Linked DNA regions of Homo sapiens: region 1 is linked to region 2. A link is a contact called in ENCODE Hi-C or POLR2A ChIA-PET data. All regions are on one chromosome and are shown on one strand. Each heading gives the region's core, a stretch centred on a gene start or an enhancer-like site at or near the end of the contact. The rest is flanking DNA. Distances are from core to core; before and after follow the strand shown. Region 1 overlaps PRKG1 (protein kinase cGMP-dependent 1). Region 2 overlaps PRKG1 (protein kinase cGMP-dependent 1).

Region 1 (7,105 bases), core at 4,256-6,755, 1.1 Mb after region 2:
TGCGTTTAGAAATTGCTACTATCAGATGGTACAGTAATGATATTTTCCTGGGCCAAACCAATAGATTTTCACAATATATAGTTAATTCAGAGAGACAGTTCTACTGAATTGTCTTTATTACAAATGTGGATATTAATTAAAACTTCTGAAATGAAGTAACTTAAAAAATACACAAATACCTATCCTGGTAAAAAAAAAAAAAAAAAAGAAAAGTAATTCAATAATTGGTTAGTAAAGTAACGGGGGTGATGAATGTTACTACGGAAAGTGGAAGATATGAATGCACTTAAATGATCTGCTAATAACTGTGTGATCTGTGGCAATTCTACCCCTCCAGATTCAGTTTCTATACTTAAAAAAAATAGAAAAAAAACTTGTATGAAAAGATTTCTATAAATCTTATATTTCTAAAGTTACATGAATTCAATACCACTTACCTGAACATTGGTAGTGTGTTTTAATGCAAATTAACTTTTTTATTAGGTGTTAAAACATTTTTATTACTGTTGTTAAAAGAAAAACTTTAGACAAATTTAACAGAATTTAATTGAGCCAAGAAAGACTTGCAAATCGGGCACCCCCCAGAACTAGAATAAATTCAGAGCAACTCTGGGGCTGCCACATGGTCGGATAACATTTATGGACTGAAAAAGGAAAATGAAGTACAAAAAAACAGTAGTGAGGTACAGAAACAGCTGGATTGGTTACAGCTCAGCATCTGCTTTAGTCAGAGAAGGTTTGAGCAATCGGCCACCAGTGATTGGCCTAAGCGCTCTGACTGATAGAAAAGTAGGTTACAGTCTGTTTACACCTCATTAGGTTACAGTTCACTGTATGGAGAAACCTTTAGGGTGAACTTAAAATAGGAAAGGAGGCAGCTTTAGGCTAACCTTAATTTAACACTGGTAATTCACTTGCCTCCTAAACTGTTAATGTAACTACCATCACAAACTTTAACACCTCCAAGAAGAGAATTTTTCTTCCCTGTTCCTTGATTTTTTAAAAAAGAGAGAATTAAAAAGATAACATATACTTTCTCATCTCATATACTGTAGCTTTTCTATCTTTTCATCCATATGGCTGTTGGGGGGAGAGGGGTGGTGTAGGGGAGAGAGAGAGAGAGAGATTAAAAAAAAAGAGAAATACTAGTTACAAGGCAGAATTATCTTTCTGATTGCATGAAACCCATAGATCATTTTCTCTCCAACAGAAATCTTTTCAGTAACCTCAATCCACGTTTTGGCTTCATTTTTTATTATGCTTTAACTGGATTATGGAATAAAACCAAGTTTCGATTTGGTTTCTGTTAGATATTGTTTTTCGCAAAGGGATTGTAGCTTTTTCCTATTAAAAAGTCAAATTTACCTTCAGTGAAAACACTAAAAGAAAATTGAACAGGAATTTCAACATAGAGTGATTTTGTCATAACAAGTTAGATATACATGGGAAAGTTCAGCAACTCTCAAAGTGCTTTATATCAGTGGTCCTGATAACCACTGCGTACATGAATGTTTACACACTAAGAAATTGACTTTTGCACTTAAAGCAAATAAACTTTCAAGTAGTTATATATTAATTCGGCTCTGAATATAAGTCAGTCACTATGTTATGACACAAAGAAATAGAAGTTTAGTCCTGGCCTTAAAACTTAAAAGTATAATAAAAAAAATAAAAATAAAAATAAAACTCTTACAAAACAGGAAAAAATGAAAAAAAGAAGTTCAGTTGACTTTTGATAGCTTTACAAACTGAGTTGGCAACAAATGTGTTCAAATGTGAAGAAAATCAGGAAACATCTCACCTGAATCTGTTTGGTAAAAAATTTGTTATGGGTTTATTTAAGACTCGTCATGGAAACGTCATACCTTATTTATGACACTATGTCCTAACATGCAGACTCAATGCAAATCTTAGCTTCTTTTTAGTGAAGCTCAAGGAAAAAGTCTTGGTGACCAACATAAGGAAGAGTCCATTTTAACATAGCAGCAATGCATTCATGAAATCCTAGCTGGAACCAGTTCAGACAGGGACATAGGATGTGCTTTGTTGCTCATTAGGGAAAAAAGAGCCATTTATCTCACTGGACTTGTGGGGATTGGGAGCAGGAAGCTGGGTTCAACTAAGTAGCTTAGTAGAGCCATCCGGCTTCCAGGAATGGGATAGTCACTACAGAGATGGAGCAGGACTCTGACTCAGCAGTGGGAGAGACTGGAAGAGAGGCAGTGGCTACTGTGAAAGAACACACCAACCACAGAGCAGAGACAAATCCTTTAGGTAGCTGTCTTTTGAAATTCACTTTGTATTCTACCTCTATGTAAATGTAAATGTTAAGTGCCTCCATTATAAATAACTTATAAATAATACTAACGTAACACATCCTTGATATTTACAAATAACACTGCCTAGAAATCTTAAAAGGAAAACCAAACATACATTTAATACATCTACAAGAAATACCTTTTTAGAAAATAAAATGTATATGTTTCAAAATTTGATGAGCATTTACGATGTGGAATAAGCCTACTTTTTTCACAGTCTGGCAAATGGGAGAGTCCTCATTTACAGATCCCATCCAATATGTCAGCCATTCTCCTGGGTTATTAAGACACTGAGATGAATATACACCCTCCCCAAACTCTAGGATCCCCTACTCTACAAAGGAGTGTGAATACATAAGTATCCAACTTGCTGACACCCAAAAGTGCAACAGTAGCATAGAGGAAGTAAGGGTTCTGCTTGGAAGAAAAGAAAGTAATAAGATTTCAGATTACCCACCAGGATATAACTTGGGTGCACATCTCTCACTGTTCTCATTTAGCCCAAAATCCACAGCAGCATGAAAATATGCAAACAGAGAACAGTATGCTGGTGTCATTTAGATGCACAAACTTTGATATCACACATACAGTGACATCTAAGGAATCATCACCGCACTAACATTCAATTTCCTTACCTATAAGATGGAGGTCATAGATAAACACATCTCAGACTTTGGAGCGAGATTGAGAGTATGTATGTATAGCACTTTGTGTAGTAGCTAGCATGCAGTAAGTACAATTACTCTTGGAAATTATTTTTATTTTCTAAAGAAATAGTAGCTATGGCTTCACAAACAAACCATTTAAGGATTCTTTAATAGCCCTATGAGACTAGAGCATGAAGTTTGAAAGGAGTGGCTGTGAAGAAAGAGGCCAGATAAAGATTACACAGCGAAGTTCCATTAATGCCCCCCAAAGGAATTCCAACTTGATACAAATGTAATGAGGAAAGCCCAGCTAACATGACTATGTGCTTTGGAAAGTTAAATCTAGAGACAATAGGAAGAAGATATGGAGCAGGTAACCAATCAGGAGGCCTTTCACTGAGGGAACAGTTTCTGCTATGAAAGCAGTAGGCCGGTTTTATAATTTGTGGGTCATTTTGAATATTGTCACGGTTATTTATTATGTAACTTTAATATGCATTTTAAGAGTTTCTGCAATAATTCACATGATTTTTTATGTTAAAATAATGATAAAAGTTTTTTCAAAAAAAAAAAAAAATGCCAGCATGAAGATGCCATTTTGGAGAGATGTATTATTCTAAATACAAAGTCTATTTTGGGCCAGGCATGGTGGCTCATGCCTGTAATCCCTACACTTTGGGAGGTGGAGGCAGGCAGATCACCTGAGGTCAGGAGTTTGAGACCAGCCTGGCCAATGTGGTGAAACCCCATCTCTACTAAAATACAAAAATTAGCCGGGCATGGTGGTGGGCACCTGTAATCCCAGCTACTTGGGAGGCTGAGGCAGGTGAATTTCTTGAACCTGGAAGGTGGAGGTTGCAGTGAGTCAAGATCAGGCCATTGCACTCCAGCCTGGGCGACAAGAGCAAAACTCCATCTCAAAAAAAAAAAAAAAAAGTATATTTTGAAGCTGACTTGCTATAAGCATTCTATGCTATAAAGCGAGATATACAGGCATTTAGATAGTTAAAGCAACAAGAAAATAAAAGTATTTTCTTTTGTGCATCTCAGGTCAGTGTACTTTTCAATATCACCTCAATATTTTCTCTTTTCCCCATGGGAAGATGTCTGAATACACTTTGGTGGTATTCATACATTCATACATGTTTCAAAGTGAAACAATTTCCTTGTGAAAATTTCAAATCATGAATTTGGATGGATAACTTTAAAATATGAAAGGTGAAAGGAATGAAAATATATTAATATACATTTTTATAATAGTAATGTTAGAAACATAACTTTTGGTTTTGATCTCATTCAGAATATAACTGACAAGAGGTAGATGATAAGGTAGATATTTACTAGTTGTGCTCTAAAAGTGAAAATGTCATATCTAATTGAATATCTTAAGCATAGATTATGTTTCACATGAAGAACAAAACCACAAAGGCCTAACTTGAAGGCAAACATTGTACTTTTGTGCCCTCCAGTGGCCATCTGGAGAATATACTCATCCTCATAGAATTGTTCAAGAAACATAAAGTGGCTAAGGAGACAATGGCAAAGGAAACAAGCAAACTGTACACCCAGAGACCCTGAGGCTATTACTTTCTCATAAATTTACTGAAGTAAGAAGAGAGCTAGCAGACTTGGGAGATTCTTCAGACTGCTTCCAAGAATGCAAAGGAGCTATTGGTTTGGACTACAGATGGTTCTTTTGATCATTCTTGAATATACTCTTCTTAGACACTTCTTAAACAAGGATTGCCAAGCACAGCATGGAAGCTTAAATTTTCATTTCAATCAAAAAAATTATGCATGGAACACAAGTGACACTAAGCTTCTCACTCTGGGAGAGGTATCACTTCAGTCAACAGGCTCCTGGGCTGGGGATCTTTTGGGAAACCAGCAGATAGCTACCGGAATGCCAGGGAAATAATTGCACATGGATTTTGCAAGAGACTCAAAATCAAATCACACTGGCAGAGCAAAGAGTTTTGACAATAAGACTTTAATTGAATAGTCAGAGTTAGATGGAACATCCAAAATAGAAAAATACCTGTTTATTAAAATGGACATTACCTATTTTCTCATCTTTACCTTTTAGTATTAGCTTAGCCCCAGAATTAGATGCAGTTAATACAGCCAGGTCTGCAGAGCATTGTAGATAGATTTTGATTCCTATTTTAAATGTGGCTGGAATTTCTGATGCCATTTCTTGCATGGTCCTAGAGGGAATAGAGCCTTTGGTTTTTATACAGTCATAGGTTTTGGTGCGGTTTTTTAAGATCAGTTTGTTATCTTTTTCTGAGAATTAAATGGATCAAAATGTCTCTAAATTTTAAAAATAAGTTTTGTTTAAACCCAGTGACTGCTTAACTATTTGCATAATACTTCTGAAAACTTTTTAGTTTTTCACAAATGGAAGCTTTCTTTTACTAGGCAGACAATTCTGTTTAATAAGTGAGTTCAGCTCCTGCACCACCGTGAATTTAATAGCCTGGAGATCCTGTTTCACTTTCTGAGAGAACAGATCCTATAAATTGCATTCTATGTGCCATTCCACTTCCTGTCTGATGGTGATGCGGAAAAACAGCTGTTGTGTGGGAACTGTTCAGAGCTGTGTTTCTCAAACCACAGGTCATGGAAGGGTGGTTAAGTAGGCCCTGTTTCCCTTTCTTCCAAAATAGCACCCAAGGCTCTTCTGACCTTGCCTCCTTCCACCTCTTAGTTGTAAGCCTACTAAGGAGTAAGTTTATCCTACTTCCTTTTGTTGTGTTTATTTTTAATTGGGGAGGAATAAGTACATATCCTGGGAGAGGCTAGAGTTATCCTGAGAGATGTGCGGGGTAAATATACATATACACACACACGTACACATTTATATATCTATCTATCTATATATATATATACACATATACACACACACACACTTATATATGTATAAGTAGAGTTCTCTCTTTTTTAGATTAGTGTCAAATGAATCTCATAGTCTAGGAACTAAAGCAAACCACATCACTCTAATTTTAGTACACCCTACCGTCAAACAATATTTTCACCCTGTCTTCAAATGGTACATAGAGAGATTTAGATTTAATTATTCAATATGGAATAATAGAAACTACAAGCAAGCATTAACCCAGGTTTACAGTTACTCAAATAGCAAGGATTAAACAATATACAATGGGTTGACAAATGTGCTGTCTCCTACTGGATAGGAGACAATGGAAACAAGTTTCATTGGTGGCTTGGGCAACTGATGCAAATGTACTAGCTGGGAGATAAATCAGACCTCAGCCCTGTTGGTAGTATAGACATCATCACAAAGGATATTTTAATAATGACACTGTGGCTAGCCTTTCTTTTCCTTCCTCCGTTACTCTCTACTTATAATTTGCATAATAAATGAAACTCCTATTTTATCTCTCATTCCAATGGCTTCTCTTAGGAAATTAATGGTTTAGAAAAATAGCTTACAGCTGGGAGCCGTGGCTCACACCTGTAATCTCAGCACTTTGGGAGGCCGAGGCAGGTGGTTCACAAGGTCAGGAGTTCAAGACCAGCCTGACCAACATGGTGAAACCCTGTCTCTACTAAAAATACAAAAATTAGCTGGGCGTGGTGGCACACGTCTGTAATCCCAGCTACTCAGGAGGCTGAGGCAGGAAAATCACCTGAACCTGGGAGGCAGAGGTTACAGTGAGCCTAGATCACCCACTGCACGCTAGCCTGGGTGACAAAGCGAGACTCCATCTCAAAAAAAAAAAAAAAAGAAAAATAGGTTACAGTTTTTTTTTTGGTTTTGGGGGAGTGGGTAAAAACAGAATGAACTAAGGCGTCTTAACAGCTGACATCCATCAAAGGGGCTGCTCTTTTGCCTGGCATTGAGGTAGCAAGCACAAGGCCATATAGAGAGACAGAATCCAAGAAATTCTCATAAAAAGCAATTAGATGACAACAGAAGGGACAAGCAGAAATTATTAAATGTTTTTAGGCTTCTGGTTAAAAAAGATATTTTAAAACCTTATCAAGTATGACCCAATTTCTTTTTGATTCAACATAAACTTACCCAACTGTATGAATAGTCGCAATACAAAATTTTGGTTCACAACAGCCAAGGCAGTATTCTCCAACCTGAATAGAAGTCTTAACTTCTAAACA
Region 2 (6,208 bases), core at 2,327-4,826:
TATCACTCCATACTCTCTTCAACTAGCCCATACCCCTTGTTTATGTTATTGGCCTGCCCTCTGAAGGCATTTCCATTTTTCAGATTGGGATTACAGTCATGAAAAGTTCTTTCTAGTTTGAATAATCTGTGATTTGTAATGCCTTTCCAAGGAAGCACAGTTGTTCTCCAACTCTAATAAATGTGTAATCCCAAACTCTGCAACATAAAATCTCATAAATTGGTTAATCTTAAAAATAAGATAGACTGATTGCTAATAAATACAAGCATGGGATTAGTGGAAATAGAAGATAATCTTTTCAAATTCTTACTAATTTTATTTTGCAGACACAGCCAGAACACGTACTAAGAAAATCCTTTCAAATTTAGATATAATTTTTACTCTCCAAAAATTCTTGAAGATCTTAAAATTATGAGTTGGTAGAGACCATTAATCACATAAGGAAATACTTTTTAACTAGGTGCTTGCCTCAACATTAATCAAAATAAACACAGGAAAAATGTGAAGGTGGAATTTGCTTGTATATTGTCTCTTAGCTCTTCAGGATGGAAACTGAGAACACCTAATCCTATAAAAAACTTTTCACCTCATCTAGTCATATGCTTATGTGAGTATCTGAAGTTATTTTTCTAGGTGACCTATTTACCAATGCAACTATAGATTTTGCAACATATTCATTGGCTAGAAAAATAAATATGTGTATGATTTCATTTATGCCTCACAATACCTGAGCAAATAATGGAGGACAGATCATCACTGTTGTACAGATGAGAAAATTAATTATCAAAGAGTTAAGGTAATATAACCTAAATCCAATAGTTCTTAAATGATACCACTGTAAACCCAGTAGGTCATCACACTTAGCTCAACCCATTCTTCACACTCTGTGGGCATTCATGTACTCATGAGATTACCTTGAGAAGCCACTGACTCCTGTGATTCAGCAATGCATTTATGGAAATTACAGTAGGTAAGCTCAGAACATGGCATATACAATGGATAGGAGAATGGGTTCTAATTTAATTGCTACTTTAGCACTAACTAGGTGTGTAATATTGAATCTAATCTTCCATGTTCTCACTATAAATGAGGATTATAACATTTCCCTGATTGGAGATAATGCTTGAGAATCCCCAGCCCAGTGCTCAAAACATAGTATGGGGCTCAATAAACAGTTGCTGTTGAGGTTCTCATTACTATCATAATTTTTATTAGTTTTGTTAAACCATTTTCCATTGATAAAGTGCTGTGTACATGTCTAAACCAAATGGAAGAACATGAGATGGAAAGAAGTTCAGTAATGACAAGGTCCTGGAGTAGAGCCCAACACAACCCAGCTTGGCTTTACTGAGTATGACTCAGAGGAAGATTGAGTGACAGAAAGGATCCTACACAATTTCTGTGTGGGATAACTGTGGGCAAGAAGGGTTGAACATAGGCAAGTGTGAAGTTCCATAATAATGTTATTTATTTTATTCAATGAGCAGTTACAGGCCTACCAAAAATTTAAGAATGGATTGATGAAGTTTATACTGAGCACTATGTATTTAAACCATGTTAAAAAAATCATGAAAATAATTGTATTATGCCAAGGTAAAGCTGTTTATGCTCTAAAAGACAGGAAGTGTTAGTATTTAGTGGTTATTCTGTGCAGATACATGTATGTGAAATTGTAATAATATTGTTCGTAACATTTATTTTAACATTTGCAGCCACTATATATGTAGACTATGGCATTGCTGCTCTGGTTGAAGGTTTTAAAGACCCACTGCTTTAATGATTTGATTTAAATCCATCAAAAGTGTTTAAAGAAAAGTGGCTTCTCTGTTTGTTGAAATGTTTGCATAGAAGTCATTCACTAGTAATGGATTTCTATTTGAAAACCATTCATTCCCAACTTGAATGTTTTCTGTCCAGACCAAGAAGCTATCAGACGTAGAACATAATCTTAGCTTATAAATGCTTTCTGTTAATGACCTTGATACTGTATCTCAAGATGTCTTTTCAAAAACAATATGATTGTGGATAAAAGCAATGATAACAGTCCTGCTTGCCTGTAGAGGAATACATTAATGGTCTTGGACAAATTCTTGACAGTCATAATGATGAGCTGATAATGGAATGCTTTAGAATAAAAATAAAAATACTAGTTTATTTTGAGATGTGTCATGTAATACAAGAAAGATTATTTTTAACAGCTTTATGGAAGTATAATTTATATACCATAAAACTTACCTATTATACATGTAAAATACAAGGTTTTTCACTACATTTATAGACTTGTACGACCATCACCACAATCCAGTTTTGGAACATTTCAATTACCCCCTAAATTTCCTGGAACCCAATTGCAGTCAGTCCCTGCTCTACTCCCAGGACCTGGCAACCACTAATCTGCTTTCTGTATTTATAAATTTTCCTTTTCTATACCTTTCATATAAATAAGCATTTTATTTTACAAATATCAATTTACTTGAATGACTATGTGACACAATTTATGGCTTATTCAATGAAGTTTAGAATGCTAAGGTTGTATTTGGACCCAGGGCATTTGTTGTTATATTGGACACTAAATCTCATTACTGTGAGAAAAGCTCAATTGGCCTGGTTTTTGTTGTTGTTTTTGGAGAATTGAAGCATTTAGTTTTGTGCCTAGATCTGGTATATTAGTGTATTAATGATCTGATTAGCAGTAACAACAGCAGTAGTAGCAGGTTGCCATTTATAGAATACTTACGGTGTGCAGGCATTCTACTGAGGATTAATATACCTTTTCCCTCTAATCTTCATAAAAGTTCTGAAATATAGGGAATAATTGCTCCATTTTAGGGACAGCAAAAGTAAAGCAAGCTCAGAGAAGTTAAGTAATTTGCCTGAGATCACCTGTTGCTGCCTGTGCCTATACTAAGAATGATTAATCTTGAGGTACTCTGGTAAGCAAACTGTATGGCTTCTGCTTTTCTACAGCTTTACAGTTCTATTTTCTTCAGCACTAAGATATATCCTTGAAATAACCTTCCAACTTGGCTTTTTGGCTCCCTGTGCAAATTCTGCCATGAAGTGTTAAAAGAACAGAGTCAACAGGTTAAAGATAAGCACTGATCCCTGAGGTGAATATAGAATTGATCAGAGAGCTGTTTGTGAAATGAGAGAGGCAAAGGGAGAGAAGAGATTTGATTGATGAAATAAAGGAATGGACAAGCATACATGAGAAAAATGTAATACAAAATAACTTTACGGGCTTAGAGAGAAAGGGAGAAATTTCAGTTCTTTAGATGTGCCTGAAGTGATGATTTCGTGAAGAAAGTGGAGGGTTTCAATTAAACCTCTCTTTTGAATAGAAATGATTTTAAAGGAAGAATTCTAATGGGTTCTTGTGCCACTGAGGCTGAAAGCAGATGAAGAAGACGAAATGGTCTCTAAAGTAGGTGGTCCCAACCCCAGTGGGACATAACTGATTTAGGTGGCTGAAGCTAACTCCACTTTGTCTCACTAAGGATCCTGGCTTGCTAACTGGCTGGCTGTGTTCCCCAGAAGCCTTTGCTCTGATGCCTATCAGTCCTGCCTGGTGCAAAGGCTTCTGGGTTATGAGCCAACTGGGGATGCTGCCAAATCTGTTGCTTATTCAGCAGTGAAATGAGGTAGCACTGTTAGCTTGCTTTCTTATTGTGCGGGTACCAGAAATGAAGTTTCAGTGTGAGAGAATAAAGAATAGTCTTACTTTGAGGATTCACTGGAGACTGATAAAGGAATTTCAGAGACAATAAACTGTTCCATGTGTTTACAGTAAGTTGGAGATTTAAGATTCAGTTACAGATTTTTATATTTAAATAAGTAATAGTGAACAAAAGTGAGCAATGTTTGTGGATGGGAACCAGCTTGGATAAATAACTAGGTATAAAGCAATTAGGAATTCAAAATATTAGAGATATACCTATGTATACACATAAACAAAGGATTTAGAGGATTTTATAAAAACGCATGTGATGCAACAGGATTTTCAAAACACACTACGAATCGTTGTGCAGGTTGATACTGTTTCCTTGTGTTTTGTTTGTTTGCAGAATCCAGAATGGTGAGCAAAACCTAAAAGATATAGAGACCCTGCGGTTCTCAAAGTGTGAGCCCTGGACAAACAGCTTCAGCGTCACCTGGGAGCTTGTTAGAAATGCAGATTCTGAGATATCTCTCCAAACTCTTTGAATCAGAAACTCTGGGCTAGGGCTAGCAATCTGTATTTTAACCACCCATCTAGGTGATTCTGACGTGCCTTAAAAGTAGAGAACCCCTGGAATAATATAGGATGGGAATTTAGAGCTGAATGTGGCAGACTGTACATAAACACTATTGGAAGCAGTTTATCCTGGTGCCCAAAATAATGGAGCAGAGATTTTTAGTTAGGAGCTGTCTCTCCTTGCACTTTGCTAGTACTTGGCTTGTTCCCCTCCTTTTCAAGGCTGATCTGCCTTTCACTTCCAGGAGAACTTTTCTGCCCATACCAGTCTGAAATGCTTTGTTTTATGGTATACTATAGGTTTGCATTTCTTTAGGTCTAATATTCTTTTGGTTTTTAATGTCAACTCTTGTTTTTTTAATTATTACTTCATAATTTTTTTTCACATTTTGTGAGGGTGTACATTATATATATGTATGTATGTGTGTATATATATATTTTATATGTATACTATATATAAATACATGTGTGTGTGTATTTTATATATATATTTATATGTATATATACATATATACATATACATATATATGTATTTTATATATATATATACACACACACACACACACACACACACACACACACGCCATGCACTCAGGTACTACTACCTCCCTTCTCTGAACAAGTCACTTTTATCCCATACATTCTTTATTGCATTATCTTACCTTGGTTTCTTGAGAGCACTTAATTACCTGAAAGTATATATTTATTTGTTTCCTTGTGGTTGTTTGTCCATGTAAGCTCACCTTTGTTGATCCAGGCCCCAGGCTTTAGACCCCAGAATGGTGCTTGGCACAGTAGATGTGCAGTGAACAATGAGTGCTGTTTGTCTATCCGGATCTAGGCTCTAAACTACTAGGGGACAGAACTTGTGTCACAACCTTAAATTAGAAATACATATGTAAAGAGACTAGCATAGTATCTAGGGCATAGAAAACACTTATGCAGTGTTTTTTATAAATATATATATGTATATATATTTCCCTTTTATTCTTCTTGTAGCACTCAGCTTCTAACAGTTCTTTGCACTCAGTCTGTACGTGAAGATAGATGAACATAACAATTGAGACAGAGTATTAAATCTTAATAATTAGGAAACAAAATGGAATATATCAGTATTTTCTGTGTTTTCATTCTGTATGGATTACTTATTGAATGGGTCGTGTTTGGTTTTGAGCTATGAATATAAGAAATTCTAAAAATTAAAATACATGCTAAACAATTAAAATCTGTAACATAAATGCATAATTCTTACCTGAAACCTTTGGATCCCAGTGTGCTTTAGAATCCAGATTTTTTTTTTTCTTTCAGGTTTTTGAATGGTATCATGAAAGATACATGTAGAATGGATTCTGTAACATCCACTGGGGGTCTAGGGCAGCGCTCCATAAAAAAACGTATCTACATTTCTTCAGCAAAACATATGGATATTTACTGAAATAGGAAACACAAAAGCTGCCGAAACCCTTGTGGCCAAATTAGGTTGGGTTTTGTGACCAAGTGAGTTTTCTGCAAACGTACAAAGCTTTGGTGTTTAGAGTTTTGATTTTGGCTTTATGTGTAAGGGTTTATAGACCTTACAGTTTATAAGCAAAACTAACATTTATATTTCAGACTGTTTTTCATCTTCAGAAGCTATATTAGTCCACAATTAGCATTTGAGTCACTTGAAGCTTAGGGAAATTAAATAACTTGATCAAAGTCACAGCGTAGTATACAAATAAAAGCTGAATTTGAACTCGGGTCTGGCTGAATCCACATTCCTTACTCTTTTCCCTGCAGAGCACTGATCCTTAAAATCACACATTACAGATAAGAAAGGCTATAAAAGTTGCAAAATGTACCCCCTTCATTATACAATTAATGACAAAGACGTCTGGAGGGTTTATGATCTATAGTAACATCACTGCTAAGAGGCACATTCAGAATCCAGGTCTCTTAATATCTAGTTCTGTACTCTCTCATTTTCCATGCTGA

The links. A loop is a pair of places that touch in the nucleus more often than their neighbours do. ChIA-PET counts read pairs that join two places held with the same protein, here RNA polymerase II (POLR2A).
Region 1: a loop to region 2 is called in a map of gastrocnemius medialis, with 2.8 times the contacts of the local background. The contact joins two enhancer-like sites. A Hi-C loop is called at or near these places in 1 of 168 maps with a recorded cell type or tissue (gastrocnemius medialis). POLR2A ChIA-PET finds 5 or more read pairs at or near these places in 1 of 52 experiments (Caco-2).

Annotation. Positions count from the first base shown.
Region 1 is chr10:52,211,511-52,218,615 of GRCh38, forward strand. All of the region lies in intron 9 of PRKG1 (protein kinase cGMP-dependent 1), which reads left to right. The region is part of intron 1 of LOC124902425 (a long non-coding RNA gene); the gene reads right to left. Among named protein-coding and RNA genes, the nearest start is that of PRKG1-AS1, 99 kb to the right of the region's middle. RefSeq lists an enhancer at 1,830-2,331 and a silencer at 1,959-2,253. Within about 2 kb of position 5,506, at least 6 of the 41 ENCODE cell types and tissues checked have a DNase peak (open chromatin) inside an H3K27ac peak, as active enhancers do.
Region 2 is chr10:51,089,020-51,095,227 of GRCh38, forward strand. The region is part of intron 1 of PRKG1 (protein kinase cGMP-dependent 1); the gene reads left to right. Among named protein-coding and RNA genes, the nearest start is that of PRKG1, 18 kb to the left of the region's middle. Within about 2 kb of position 3,577, at least 9 of the 41 ENCODE cell types and tissues checked have a DNase peak (open chromatin) inside an H3K27ac peak, as active enhancers do.